Regions from separate parts of the Homo sapiens genome. Here regions 2 and 3 are each linked to region 1. Evidence: chromatin contacts called from ENCODE Hi-C or POLR2A ChIA-PET data. All regions are on one chromosome and are shown on one strand. The core of a region is the stretch at or near the end of the contact, and the rest is flanking DNA. Distances in the headings are between cores, read along the strand shown.

Region 1 (4,666 bases), core at 1,514-4,013:
GAAGAATCTTGAGATCCTCCAAAAATAACAGAATCAAGTAGTAGTTAAGTGTGTGGGCTCTGAACCTAGTTTAACCCAGTTTGAATCTCTACTCTGCCACCTACTAGCTGTGTGATCTTGGGAAAGTTTCTTAGTCTCTGTGAGCCTCAGTTTTCTGCTCTGTACAGAGTAAAGCATAAAAAGTACCATGTACTAAAATAACTAATGGAAGAAATAAATGGTGGCATAATAAAATAATGTACATGAAGCTCCACATACAAGTCCTTGCACATAGTAATAGCTCAATAAATTGTAGTTATGATATGGTCCAGCCCTATCATTTTACAGATGCAGAAACTGAGGCTCAGAGTAATTGCAGTAATTTAGGGACAGAGTTAAGACAAGAACTTAGGACTTCCGAATTCCAGCCCAACACTCTATTCAGGGTAACTTACCATTTGCCACTTGCCCTATAATTTGGATTTTTCTAGCATATAATTTATGAAAACTTGGATAGTAAACTTTCATGAAAATTGGGTTTCAAGTTGAATATAGTTGGGTTATTGAGTAGGTAACTCACTTATGAAAAGGACTGTTTTTAAGTCTTTAATAGTATTATTTAATAAATCAACTACAAATATTATTTGTGAAGTAGTTACTAGTCATTCTTAACTGTTTAATTGAAAGATCCTATTCTCAGCAACACTAATTAGAGTGTTGATTACATCAATTTGAGCTGCGGTATACATTTATGCATTGTAAACACTGCATCTTATTGGGTCAAAATTAGAGTCGTCAGGTGCTAAGAGGCCCTCTAGCCATAAAGCCCTATACATACAGGAAATGACTATCCCAAGGTGTCCCTAATAGGGCCAGTCATCTCTTAGGGAGTAATGTCAGTGAGACCAAAATTATTACACCCAACACAGCCAGGTCTATGTTTTAACTCTTGTGATCGTAAAAATGTGCTTTGAGCTCTCAGATAATCTTAAATCCAGCATATACATAGTGCCTAATATATTCCAGAAGTTATGGCCATCATTGGTCAACCTACCAGTTCCTCACACTTTTCAGTAATAGATCCTGGAGATGTTGTACCTTTGTTTACTTTGCAGTAGAAGCACAGTCAGATTCCAGGTAGTTTACCTGGTCCAGATGGGAGCCAGTTGCCTTGGACCCAATAGGTACTTGTGCTATAGTTTGAGTTGCAAAAGTGAAAGATGTTTAGTAATTCACTGATGTCAGGAGTGTTGATAAAAGCGATTGAAATTTCACTGTAGGAGATGATTGTACAGGGAGTATGCTCAACAGGAAACTTCGTTGCAATAGAAGAGAAACAGAGAGCTGGAAGAATTTTTTTCATGACCATGTGACTCCAGATTAAAAATGGATTAGGATAAGTTAGGTTACAAGAGACAGCAACCTTCTTGAGAAGAAAGGGGAATTGTGTGGGCTTATAAACCCACAGGAAAATGGGATGGGGTGCTGAAATCAGGCACTGGAGGGCTACTGACTTTCTCTAGAATTCATTCGCACACCAGCTTTCCCACAAGGCTGGATCCCTGTCAGCTACCAGCCATAGGTTCATAGCCTTTACAGCCTTGGGAACAGAGAAAAGAGACCCTCTTTCCCATGCTGCAGTTGAATAACCTGGGGAAAGACTCTAAAAGGCCTGATTTGAGTCACACATTCAACCATAGATGATTGTCATGGCCAAGGATGTGAGTTGCACTAGAAATGCCCAAAAGAAAGGGAGTACCATTATGAGCACGGAAAATTGTCCACCATAGCTAGCATTTTATAGAATGCTTTCTTTATGCTGGGCACATGTATGCTCACATTTACTTCTAAAATAAGAACCATGATCACAGGAGGTGTCTGTAGGGTCACATTAGATTGTTCTGAGGGGCAAGAGGGAGGCTGCCTGGACGAAGGGGAGCCCTAAGTCACCAATGAGAATTAAAAGCTGGACCCCACACTAGGGTACCTCCTCCTTTCATCCGAATAAACAAGAACAAAAGTGGACCCCAAAGGCAATCCCCTTCACTCACCCCATCTATCCCCAAATGCCTTTCCCAATTGATATGGGTTCAGGATTCAAGGGGTCTGAAGCTTGTATAAGTTGGGGATCCCTTTTTAAGTAAAAGAATATTAAAACATTTTACTTTTGCAAATTTTACAACATATAACCATGTAAACACAATGTTAGTGCCCCTTAGCTGTGTCTATCTAAGAGGGGAGTCTTGAAATATAAACCTCACTAGTTTCATGATAAATCTGCCTCTGGTAAGAACCTCATGGTTCTTGTCCATTTAAATGGACATGTGTGGTTTCAAATACCAAATTTTCTTCTAGAACACTACCAAGAGGACCCTTCCCCACTGGCACTTGTCTTTCAAGAACTTCCATAATTCAGGTTCTTAACTAATTTAGATTGTCCTTCTACCTCAATTAACTCAAATCCTGAAAATGTATCATTTTTTATAATTATTTAATTTTGACTCCCAGTCATCCTTCAGGTGAATTTTTTTTCTTTAACAAAATATGGCCTCTGGCTAGAGAGAAATGGGCTTGAGAACAATGCTTATTCCAAGGCAAACCCTTTGGCCTCAGTGTCATGGGCTTGAACCTGATGTTCCCAGTCACGGCATTGCTGAAACTGATAGTCTAGTCATGTAGGGGATTTTCCTGACTCCGTGTCTGTCTCCCCATGGCTGTTTATTTGTACTGCTGTCTGCTTGAGTTTGGGACACTGACCTTATGAGCTGCTTCCCCAGCCCAAGCCTGTAGCCAGAGAACTAGGAGTTTCCCTCTGGCACTGCTTATGGCCAATTGGAAAGATCTGGCAATCAATTCACTGTGGAACTGGCTTGGGGTAGGGAGAGGGGGAGGGGACTTTAGAGTGGAAAGCAGAAAGGAGAGAGAACAACGAGAGAGAGAGAGAGAGAGAGAGAGAGAGAGAGAGAGAGAGAGAGAGAGAGAGACAGAGACAGAAAAGAGAGGCTTTTAAAATCAATGCCAAGCCAGCTGTGGCTCTGGACAGCTGAGTCATAGAGGATTAGGCAGTTCAGTTGGAAAGCAGACTGTGCATACTAACTCTCGGTTTCCAGCTGGAGCGGGGGATAGTAAAATTTTAAAAATTAAACAAAAGAAAGCCACAATTTAATCTCAGATAGCACTTCATTCTGAGACTCCCCGTGGTCAGAGGTGAAGGACAAGAAGCTAGTCTCATTTTTCTACAAACGAGACTCAGTCCTCATGTGGTTAAGGCAAGAATCTCTTAGAGAAACCTGAACATTGCCGTTTCGTTTTTTGAATACATAAATTACAGTAATTGCTAGAAGATGCTGGCTGCTGGCTTCTTATTGGAGTTAAAGGTTGTCTTCAAATGTCGGCCACTGAGTCACAAGTTCATAATCAGCTGTGCTGTGGCCGGATTTGGCAGTTCCGCTAGGCACAGGAAGGACATTATTACAGAAATAATTGGAGGGATGGTTGTATGTCTAAAATTTAGCCAAAATGAAAATACAAATTATTTCCAAATGATGTTAAGGGAGATTTGAAAGGAATCTAAGAAGCATAGATATGGGCAGAGTGAAGCACCACTATCCTGGGCAGGGAATTCACTCCAGGTAGAATAAGGTGTGCCCCCTCACAGTGGAGTCTACTCCTTATAGTCATCACTGGTTCACTGAAATTGTGAAACAAGGACAATCTGCATGGAATCTATCAACCAGCTTCTCTCACCTGTCAATTCTGCTGCTAGCAAGAAGGCTTGTATCCATCCTGCCTGCCCAAAGCTCTAAATAACCCACAGGCCTACTCTTTCTGCTTCCAAGCACAGAGTATGGGAGCATTTCAGAAAAAGTCACAGGGCCATGCTGACAGAATTTTTTACAAATCTATGCTGGTAAGATTTAGCTAGGCCCAAGGCTGGGCTGGCCAATGATCTTTTTATCCATCTCTTCTTAATGCTGGTCTTATTCCCACCAAGGGATTTCTCCCCTTGTAGCCATAGAGGAGACAGATGAAAGGAGTGTGTGTGTGTGTGTGTGTGTGTGTGTGTGTGTGCGCATAATAAGGAGATAAGCACCACTGCCTCCTCTCTGCTGGTGATCTGGGCACCCCTTGGCCTGAGGCCTCTGCTGCCATCTTTTTCTCTTCTCTCTGACTCCGGATCTTGTTTTGCTCTAGGCTAGTGGTTCTCCACTCTGGCTGCACTAGAATCACCCAGGCAGTTTTTGAAAAGTACAGACACTGGGGCCCCATCTCACCTCCAACTTCTCAATAGATTTCATTTCTGTAGAGTATGGCTCAGACAAGGTCATCAGTAGTATTGATAAAGCTCCCAGTGGTTCTAATGTGAAGTCACCAGCCACCTCCCAGTTGCTACCTTACTGAGGCTACAGCAGCATCTCAGTGTCTGTCATGTCAGTGTCTTATAGCATTTAGCAGAAGTTCTTATGCATACTTAGAAAACATTGGTTAAGAGTCATTTCTGGCTAGCATAATTAAATTCATTTTCACTTTGTTTCCTTCCAAGGAGAAGCCAGAAAGTCTATCAGATTCTCCATATAGACTTTGCCTGTACAGCCTTGGACAGTAACTTATCCTCTTTGGAGTTGTATTTCCTCTTCTAACAAAGTGAATTGCTTAAATTAGGTGTTCTTTAAGACCCTTTTCATAT
Region 2 (4,666 bases), core at 1,013-3,512, 190 kb after region 1:
GGACCCGACCGTGTCCCATCCAGCGAGTCTGCATGGAGGTCCATGGCAGTGTAGGTCTGCACATAGGACACAGGCCTCTCTGCCACCACCTCAAATGGCTTCCTGTCCTTGGAATGTTCATGTGAAATGCTGTACAAGTTAACATAGCTCGGTTTCTGCTTTACCACGTTGCCACTGCTCTGCAATTTTCCCGGTTTCAGGAGTTCTGAGGAAGTGACTAGGTCTGTGTCTTTGAGGGATGGAAAGAGACTGCATTTTGTCAAGAGGGTTCTTTCTTCGTAGCTGTGACTGAACTCCAGATGGGCCCTCAAGGATGACAAGCTTCTAAATCTGGTATGGTCTCCACACCTCGGGCAGCGTAATGGCAGGCACACAGCAACATTCTCAAAGGACTCCTGCCAGGGATATCTGCTTTCCTCAAAAGCCTTCTGTTGCATTACTCTAAAAGTCCTGGGAGGGGGGAAATAGGTAGTTTACAAGTCGGCTGAAAAACACACTACTAAAATGATTGCTGCTCATCTCCATGACAGCAGAGGCTTTTTGGTTTCAAGTGACTTTTGCACATAATATTTTATGTTGCACTTAAAACCTACAGCCCATGGGCCAAATCCATCCACATCAATTTCTGCATTATTTACTGCTGCCGTATCAATTTCTGTATTATTTATTGTAAACCACAATGGCAGTGGTGAGTAACTGAGACAGAGACTCTATGCTCCTAAAAGCTAAAATATTTACTACCTTTACAGAAAAAGTTTGCCAACTCCTACCTAGAATCAAAAAGGTGGGTAACATTCCCTCTCCACAGAAGAGAACACTGAAGCAAGGAAGTAAAGCCATTAATCCAAGGTCAGATGGAAAGTGGTAGATCCAGAAGTGGAATTCAAGTTTCCTCCCCTCCTGAATTTGGCACACTAAATGCAAAACCGTGCCCCATTTTAAGGATACAATCCGAGATGCGTGAACACAAGAACATATGAAAACTCACATGAATTGTCAAAATGGGTCCTAAGACAGCAAGCTCAGGACCTATCCTCAAGTACAGGAAAGATTACTCAAGCTATGCACAGTGGCATTAAGCCTGCAATCAGCTGAAAATTTTTCACCCTGAAATTTTTGCCTTTTTTTCCTTCAGGTATTGCTGTGATGACATAAACCAAAGTGCTAATCGTAACAATAACAGACCCCATACGTGAGTTTCACTGAAACCTGGGGACCCAATGTGTCAAATACCATTTGGCATAAGTGGGGCCATGGCCAAGATTTTTATTATAATAGAGTGTTCTGGACGGATTTGTCTTGTCTCAGATGCTATTTTATATGACAACCTCTAGGGATGGTCAGTGTGTGAACCAGGTAGGTATCAGCATACTCTCTTAATAACAGGAAGTTCTGGTTTCCTTGTAGGAATGCATTATCTTCACCCTAGCAACAGATGACTGTTGGCAACCCAATTCTGCAAGCAGTGCATATCTTCTATTCCTCCATGAAAGGTTTCTACTTAAATGTAACAAGCATTGGACCCGAAATGAGGGAGCCCAGCTGGGGTCTTTGGGTGAAAAGTGTCCTCAACCTCTTCAAAAGCAGAGGTGCAAATGGTCCCCAGGCAGCGAGGCAGGCAAGGCTTCTAGGTGAAGCCCCCGGCCCCCAGAGAGGGGAACCTCTTCCTGTGATGGGTACACCGGGATGTTTAACCACTGGTTTTCTGGGAACGAGATGCAAACCCTGGCTCAGCATAGGGCCAAAGACGCTGACAAGAGGTAAGGAAAGGGGAAGTCAGGATTCTAAGGGGGCAATGGGAAAAGGGTGGCATTTTGGATGGGGAAATGGGTAATCACACACTCCAGAGCACGCAGGCTTTTATGGGCCCAGAGGAAACCCAGTCCACTGGGCTGATGAAGAGCCCTAAGTGACTCTGCCAGAGAAGGGCAGGCTGGCAATGACCCTGCCCCGGGGTCCCAGCTCTCCCCGCCCCCTCTCCGCTGCGTGCCAGCCCACGGGTGCCAGAGTGGATTCGTGTGCACATGAGTTCCTGCTGGTGGGGGCCGGGAAGCCGGCTCTCCCAACTCCCCGCCATGCTGCGGGCTCGGGGACCCCCTCCCCAGCCCCGGCCACCCCGGCAGGTCCCCTCCGCCGAGCCGCGGGCGCAGATGGCCGGCGGCCGCCTCTTACCCGACTTGTTGCTGCTGCTGCTGCAGCCGCCGCCTCCGGTGCTGATGCTGCGGGAGCGAAGCGGTTTTCAGCAGAGCCGTAAATCAGACTGAGCCGGGCCGGCTCCCACTCCCCGCCGCACCTCCGCGCCGGGACCGGCGGCGTCCAGGGCGGAGCGAGGCGCGGCTAGCCAGCGGGGGCGGCGCTCGCGGGCACCGTGGGGCACCGCGCCGTGGGTGCGGGGGTTCCGGAACGCCGCGGCCCAGGGCTGCCACCTCCGCGGGGAACACCCTTGCTCTGCCCAGCTGGCGGGAGCATCATCTGCCCCCCCGCCACCCAGCCGGGAGCCCGATCCGACTCAGGATTACACTGACATCACTGCGAGAGATGCTGGGATCATTCCCCGGGGGAGGGAAGGAAAGACGCGTGTCAGCCTCGCAGTCGCGGCGCTTTCTGCAGGCCCTGGCAAGCTTTTTTGCACTAGTTTGGGGGGAGCGGGAGAGTGTGGATGAGGATGCAGCATAGCTGGGCATCTTCTTTGAAAATCTACCCGTTGGAAGGTCCGGGTATTTAATTAGGACCTCTTCATCCCAAGCAGCAGGGCGAGAATGTCCCAAAATAACTAACCCAGAGAGTACACTCCAGCCTTCCTAGCCAAGTGTCCTGAGGCTACGTTAACAGGCAGAACTAAATCTAGTAAAGTGCAGGGATTAATGAACAAACAGTTAAAGCAACAAGATCCCTCACCTACACCCCCATTTCTGAGGCGGACGCCCCTTTCCCTGGAGAAAAAATTTGTCCTCCTAAAGAGGGGATGTCCTGAAGAGAAGACGGCAAATCATTCCTTCTGAAGGACTCTGATGTCTCAGCTTGCTGGGCTTTTGCTTTTTTTTTTTTTTTTTTTTTTTTTTAACCTGTTTTGGTTTACCCCTACTGTAACTCCTGAAATGTGAAACCTAGATAAAAGTTACTGCTGGGTTTTCTTGTTCAAAGAAGAGAAGAGATTCTGTTCATCTGTAGACAGTTAATGCATCCTCTTGACTTCTCAGGGTGTCTTTTCTCAAGGCTTGCTGTTACTCATTTCAACACCCGATTTTATTTTAACGGTAAAGAGCTCAACAGTTATCTTAGTTGAAATTTTGTTTTGTTTTTGACAAATGAAAACAAATGAATTGCTTTGTTTTTTCACAAATGAATTATCACATCAAATGCAATGAAGATCCCAAGCTCTGGCATCAGACTTGATTCAAATCCTGGTTCTAGGGCCTGGGTCAAGTAACTAGACTTTTCTGTTCCTTCAATTCCTCATCTATGAAATGAAGATAATCAAGACCTACCTCTTAATATAGCGGTGGATCGAATGTGCTATGATGATGGAGGTAAAAACCCTGCCTGACAGGGACACACACTGATAAAGTCAGCTGTTATCGTTGTTGCTACTTCATTTATAATTATTATTAATTCCATAAAAAAGGGGCCTACACACATTTAAAAAGCAGGAAGGAGAAGAGGAATTAATATGTACTAACTTCTACGTAAATGGAGATAGGCTATTGTGCTGGGGTGTGTTTGCTTTGAAAATATTATATCTCATTGAAGTTACTTTTTGACTCGCTCTCAAGACTATTCCAAGAATCAATTTATTTAGTACAAAATCTTAAAGTCTGAAAGATACACTCATTGGAGTGCCAAGTTATCTCCGTCATCTTGTGAGGTGCCTGCAGGTTAACCTCTTACACCCACTGCCTTCATGGCAAAACATAACAAAAGCATGCTCTGGTCCTCCCTTCCCCCCCGCCCCTTTTTTTTTTTTTTTTTTTTTTTTGAGACGGAGTCTCACTCTGTCTCCCAGGCTGTAGTGGCGCGATATCAGCTCACTGCAACCTCTGCCTCTTGGGTTCAAGCGATTCTCCTGCCTCAGCCTCCCTAGTAGCTGGGATTACAGGTCCCTGCCACCACCCGGCCAATTTTTGTATTTTCAGTAGAGACGGGGTTTTGCCGTGTTGGCCAGGCTGGTCTTGAACTCCTGACCTCAGGTGATCTACCGGCCTCGGCCTCCCAAAGTGCTGGGATCACAGGCGTGAGCTACCGCGCCCAGCCAGCTCCTCCCATTTCTTAGACAGCTGCTACTTCTTTTTTGGTCCTAAGTTCCTCCCCTGTTAAATGAGAGGATGGAGATTTTCAAAGTCCTTTTCTCACCCTAAAAATATAAAATATTATCAAATAATTATGGAGAGGTTATTCTGTGCAGGGCCTAAAGCTGAGTATTGTGGGAAATTCAACTTGGTCAACAGGCATTTAGGACCTTAAGTGGTTCTCAAAGTGTCACTTGTGTATACCACCAATTACCTCATTTAATCTTTGAACACCTGTGAGGTAGGGAGGACCTTGTACACTCAGTTCTAGCCACCTTGGCATCCCTTTACTTAAGAGCCCTGCTTTTTCCCGTCTCTAGGGCCTCTTTATCTGGTAATGCCTACTCATCCCTCAGAGCTCATCCCAAGTATGCCCTCTC
Region 3 (4,666 bases), core at 908-3,407, 130 kb after region 1:
TCCAGATCTCTAACCTTTTTCATCACTTAAACCAGAGCTAGTGTTGAATACAAAAGGACTCAGATAAATATATCTCAGGCATGTGTGAGGCAAAAAATGAAACCTTCTTCTTGGGAGTATTATTCAGAAGGTTAAGTTTATCAGAAAAAAATTTACCTCCAAACGCTAGACCTGGGTGCTGGTCTTGCCATTTCCTTCGTCAGTCCTTTATCCTCCCTGGACCTCAATTATTTCACCCACCAATGCAGAGACACATGCTCATCTGTGAGTGAAGAAGATCATGTCTAAATAGTCCTTCCCAAATCTCAGCAAGTCCTATAAACTAAGATCTTTCTTAGTCTGTCATTAGCCAGTCATTCTTTAAGTTGGTTTCTCTATTTAGTTTCCAAAATACCCCTTTCCACCCTCTGAAATGGTCTTATTTATTTGTCAGATTTTATTGTCTATCTCTGCTTCTGGAATTCAAGCTCCATGCATTCAGGAACCCATCTTGTTCATTGCTGTATCCAGAGGGTCTGAAACAGTGTCTGATGCATGGGAGGATTCAAGAAGTAATGTTGAAGACATGAATAAATAAGTTTCCTCAATAAATAATACTGAATACTAAAAGAAGAAATGTATGATTGATGAGTTTTCACTCTTCTGAATGAGGTTATTCTAATGTCCCTTGTTAGCAGATGACTTTGTGAGAAGAGATTAAAACAGCTTAAGGAGGCTGCCCAGAGCTTGCACTCTGCAATGACAACACTAATTTTGTTCTGATTTCCAGTATACTTCCTTGCTTAGGGGAGAAATGTCCTATTTCACTGTCCTTCTGAGGCAGGCTTTCCTACTTCAAGTGGAGCCGGTTCCGTGCAGTCTTCCAAGTAGGTAAAGTCATTGACTGCTTTCAGTGCTTTCCCTGCTAGTCTCAGTCCCACCGACATCTAATTATATTAATATGCCAGAGAGAAAATGCAAGAAGGCTCTTCATTCTAGGATGAATGAATTGTTCAGGCCCTTCCTAAGAGGAAGTATCAATTTAGAGCAGGGACAACACACAGTCCTTGAGCACCTGAGGTTAAGTATACCCACAAACGTTTGTAAGCATTGTGATAAAGTTGCACATTAGCCCCACCAAAACCTCTCCACCCATCAGTTGATTTGTTTTTCATTTGATTGTTGTTTCTCCAATTTACAGGGAGAAAAAAAAAATAAGGTTTGCTGTGTTGAAGCACCACTGAGCAATCTTAGACCCGAAGCATATCTTACTGATTATCTAATTCAATGTTTCCCAAACTTGTCTGAACAAAAAAATCACCCAAGGTGCTGGTTAAAATATCAATTCTCAGGCCTCACCCTGCTGATTCGGATTCCGACAGGTTTGGGTGAGGCCAAGTGCATTCAGATTTTTTTAACACGTGCCCCAGGTGATCCTTATGTTCAAGCAGGTTTAGGAAACACTAACACACACATTTTCATTTACTAGCAGAAGAAACTAAGTCTGAGAAAGCCCTGAAAGTACATCTGGGTCACACAGCTCACTAAGAATCTTCAGTTCCTGGACCTGGATTCTTTCCCTTGTACCAGCCTGCCTCCACTAAATCTCCATCCCACTAAAAAACTATAAAAATACACACAAGGAAACTAAGCACCCCCAAAACGCCTTAACTTCCTCTGTATTTCCAAATGAAAATGTTAGCTGACTTATTTCAATATTTCCTTGTTGTGAAAACATTTTTTTTAACTCCAATCATAATGTGTGTTTGGCCTGGATTGGGGTCCAGGATTTAAAGGCAAGCTCTACCGATGCCATCTCAGGATGCTCTCAACCTGACTTGGAGCTCTGTGGAGTTGACCTTCTGCTTCTTAAATCCAAATCTGGATCGTCATCAAGTATCACTTGGTTTATCTGGTGAGTAAAGAATCCAGCGAGGTAGGTGTTCAGAGCCACTTTTTCATCATCAGGAACTAAAAGCAATTACTAATCTGTTTTCACTAATGCAGTCCATCTGTGCATGAGCAATTTGTGTGGTTTTCCTAAGAAGGACATCATATTCTCTGTTTTTTTAAATGCTTAATACTTGCAATCAGAGGGACAGAAATATCCAGCCAGCCCCAATTCTTATAAAACAGAGCTGAAAGCAGGTGATTCAGCTGACTTTAGATGACTCAGCCCGCCTCGATGGCCAAAGTTGGTGAGTCATTTGTCTACTGTCTGAGAGAATTCATTTCAGGAACCCAAATTTCAGGGGCCTCCAAAACTCATTAAACTGTTTAGTAACTCATTACTTCTATTGGAGTTATTGTAGCCTTTCCTTTACCTCAGTTTTTATTCCTGTTCAAACAAATCCAAATCAAACTTCATATCAAGCAGTAGGTTCTACAAGGAACAGTCCATGATCTAGGATGAATTTGAAGTTCCTTTTGGTTTGATTTCCCTGATAATCTGAGTTTTTAGGGAAAACCCAAAGTGTGGAGTGGTTTTGCTGTGGACAAATCCTTAAGTTTGTTAAATCTCATGATAAATGAAAAGTGAGAGGAGTTAATGCCTAATTTGGGTTTACTGGGAAAGATCTCCATGTACATTTTAGGGCTTTCAAGAGAATATTCTGGGGACTGAAACTTTTTCATATTATTTGAGATAAAGAAGTGGTCTTCTTCCTGATTTTCATCAATCTTACTGATATATTTGGAAATCTTTTAGGGCCTGATACTTATCCTAATTGGCTCTTGCAAAATTGCCCGTCTTCTGTCATTATAATAATGGTAATAGTTGCTATCATTTGTTGTGCATTTACATTTTACCCAACATCAGGCTAAACTGAAAATATGGAGGTATTAATATACTCACAATGGTCTTAAAAGGCAGTGGTCTTTTAAAAGATTTCAAGGTATTAATTGTTTAAGTAAGGGGCTTAGAAAAAGAACCCAGGAAATGTCAATGGTCAATCCATCTGTGCTAGGTTTGTAAATACTAAGGTACCCATTTCAGTGAAATTCTTCCTGGAAATCAGACTCCAAGACAGAAAAACAGAAGTCCCTCAAACTATAGGAGCAGCCCTGACCTGCTGTCATTCCTAAGGTTGCTTCCTGCTATGGAAGATTGAATTCAGGGTTGAATTAACAAAGTATTGGCTCAAATTACTTCTGAAGCACATGAGTAAAATGTCTGGGACCAAATGATGGAGACAATATGGGAAACAAGAAACTGCTCTCCTAAAAACTGCTCTCCTAAAATATCTTATTTGCCCCTCAGCTCCCAGCAATGCTAATCCGGACAAAGGCTGGACCCCTCACCTCCAGAGCCCATGTTCACAGGGCCACGGCTTGCAGGTTTAACCTGCATCCACTCATGAACAATACTGCTGGAAGTCTCAAGTGGCAGACAAATCACAGTAAACCAGACTAAAAAATAGCTTAAACATCTTCCAACACTTTATTTTTACAGATGTGAAAGCTGGGATCCCAAAAAGTGATTTGCCCATGCTCACAGTATGTTTTTGTGACCAACTGTAAGTTACCTCAGGTCTCTCATTCTTCTTTCAATACCAAACCCTGCCTTTGTCAGTTTTGGATCTCAATATCACTATTGGAGTTTCTATTTGCATTGGGTACTTTAAAAAAAAAAAGGCAAACAAACAAACAAACAAAAACCCAAATGCTATTTAAACCTCTCTACTTAAAATGGCAGACTGGAGAACTTATCAGATGGCTGTTTTTAGGAAAATCTTTCTTAAAATAATACCCATTCTTATCCTATTCTTATATCCAGAAGCTCATCCTCTGTCTTGCTTTGTCTTTGTCAACAAAAGATTATTTTGTTGTGCAAACCCTTTTGCCTAGAGGCTCATCATAAACATTCACTCCCAGAAATATACTGAGATCTGCATCGTGGCATTGGTTGGAACCATCAAAAATAGGGTAGACCCATCAGTAGGAGACTGGTCAAAAAAGATGCATTAGACTATGCATTAGACTATTAACAGCATTAGACTATTAACAGCATAGACTATGTTGCTGTTAAAAAAATAAGAGGAAAGATCTCTACTTATTGATATAAGCAAATGTTCAGGATATGATATGAAGCGAAACAAGAACAGGATGCATGTATGTAGGATGATTCTGTGTGAGTTTGTTAAGTGTTTATATTTATATACACATAACTTTGTTTCTGCATAGACAATTCTGGAAGGACCCTCAAGAGAAGTACTGTTTTTACTATTAGCATTATTATTTGATAAGAATTTCTTAAGTAGGAAGAAAGAGCAGGGGGGAGAAAGCCACTGTGTTTCTTTACTTCTAGGGCTGTTGGCCAAAATTAATAGATTTGACCTATTTGTAAAAAGAAGTTAGTCCTCCCAGGCAGGGCTGCTGGAACTACAACCAGGGAAATGTGATAGAGACAGATGGTGAAGCATTTGACTTTTACCAACTGCTTTGGTTTTCCCCTTTGGCTAAACACATTAAGAGCCATTTGAAAGGGAAACACTATAATTATACCATGCATGACAGATATAAACAGCCACAAAATGATAGTATTAGATTCTTAATCCTTATTACAACCTCCTTGAAGATCGGTGTGATGGCCACTCATTCAGGAATACACCTAAAGACACACCTTATTTGTCATATTACATCTTGTTTGTCAGGTACCTTATGTTTGGTGTTCAGCAGAAAGAAAAAT

The links. A loop is a pair of places that touch in the nucleus more often than their neighbours do. ChIA-PET counts read pairs that join two places held with the same protein, here RNA polymerase II (POLR2A). Pooled maps may share reads with other maps.
Region 2: a loop to region 1 is called in a pooled map, with 3 times the contacts of the local background. The contact joins the promoter of ZNF365 here to the enhancer-like site in region 1. A Hi-C loop is called at or near these places in 1 of 168 maps with a recorded cell type or tissue (cardiac septum) and 4 of 50 pooled maps. POLR2A ChIA-PET finds 5 or more read pairs at or near these places in 2 of 52 experiments (A549 and OCI-LY7).
Region 3: a loop to region 1 is called in a map of left cardiac atrium, with 2.4 times the contacts of the local background. The contact joins two enhancer-like sites. A Hi-C loop is called at or near these places in 11 of 168 maps with a recorded cell type or tissue (Caco-2, Calu3, GM12878 and 7 more), 20 of 37 single-sample maps with no recorded cell type and 13 of 50 pooled maps. POLR2A ChIA-PET finds 5 or more read pairs at or near these places in 1 of 52 experiments (GM12878).

Annotation. Positions count from the first base shown.
Region 1 is chr10:62,562,713-62,567,378 of GRCh38, reverse strand. No RefSeq gene overlaps it. Among named protein-coding and RNA genes, the nearest start is that of ZNF365, 190 kb to the right of the region's middle. Within about 2 kb of position 2,763, at least 18 of the 41 ENCODE cell types and tissues checked have a DNase peak (open chromatin) inside an H3K27ac peak, as active enhancers do.
Region 2 is chr10:62,371,965-62,376,630 of GRCh38, reverse strand. It overlaps ZNF365 (zinc finger protein 365), which reads right to left and starts at 2,262. Exons shown (of 5, transcript NM_014951.3): 1 at 2,173-2,262; 2 at 1-450. The coding sequence starts at 437. It overlaps LOC283045 (a long non-coding RNA gene), which reads left to right and starts at 1,504. Exons shown (of 4, transcript NR_104162.1): 1 at 1,504-1,760.
Region 3 is chr10:62,430,807-62,435,472 of GRCh38, reverse strand. It overlaps a transcript of ZNF365 not described here. Among named protein-coding and RNA genes, the nearest start is that of ZNF365, 59 kb to the right of the region's middle. Within about 2 kb of position 2,157, at least 7 of the 41 ENCODE cell types and tissues checked have a DNase peak (open chromatin) inside an H3K27ac peak, as active enhancers do.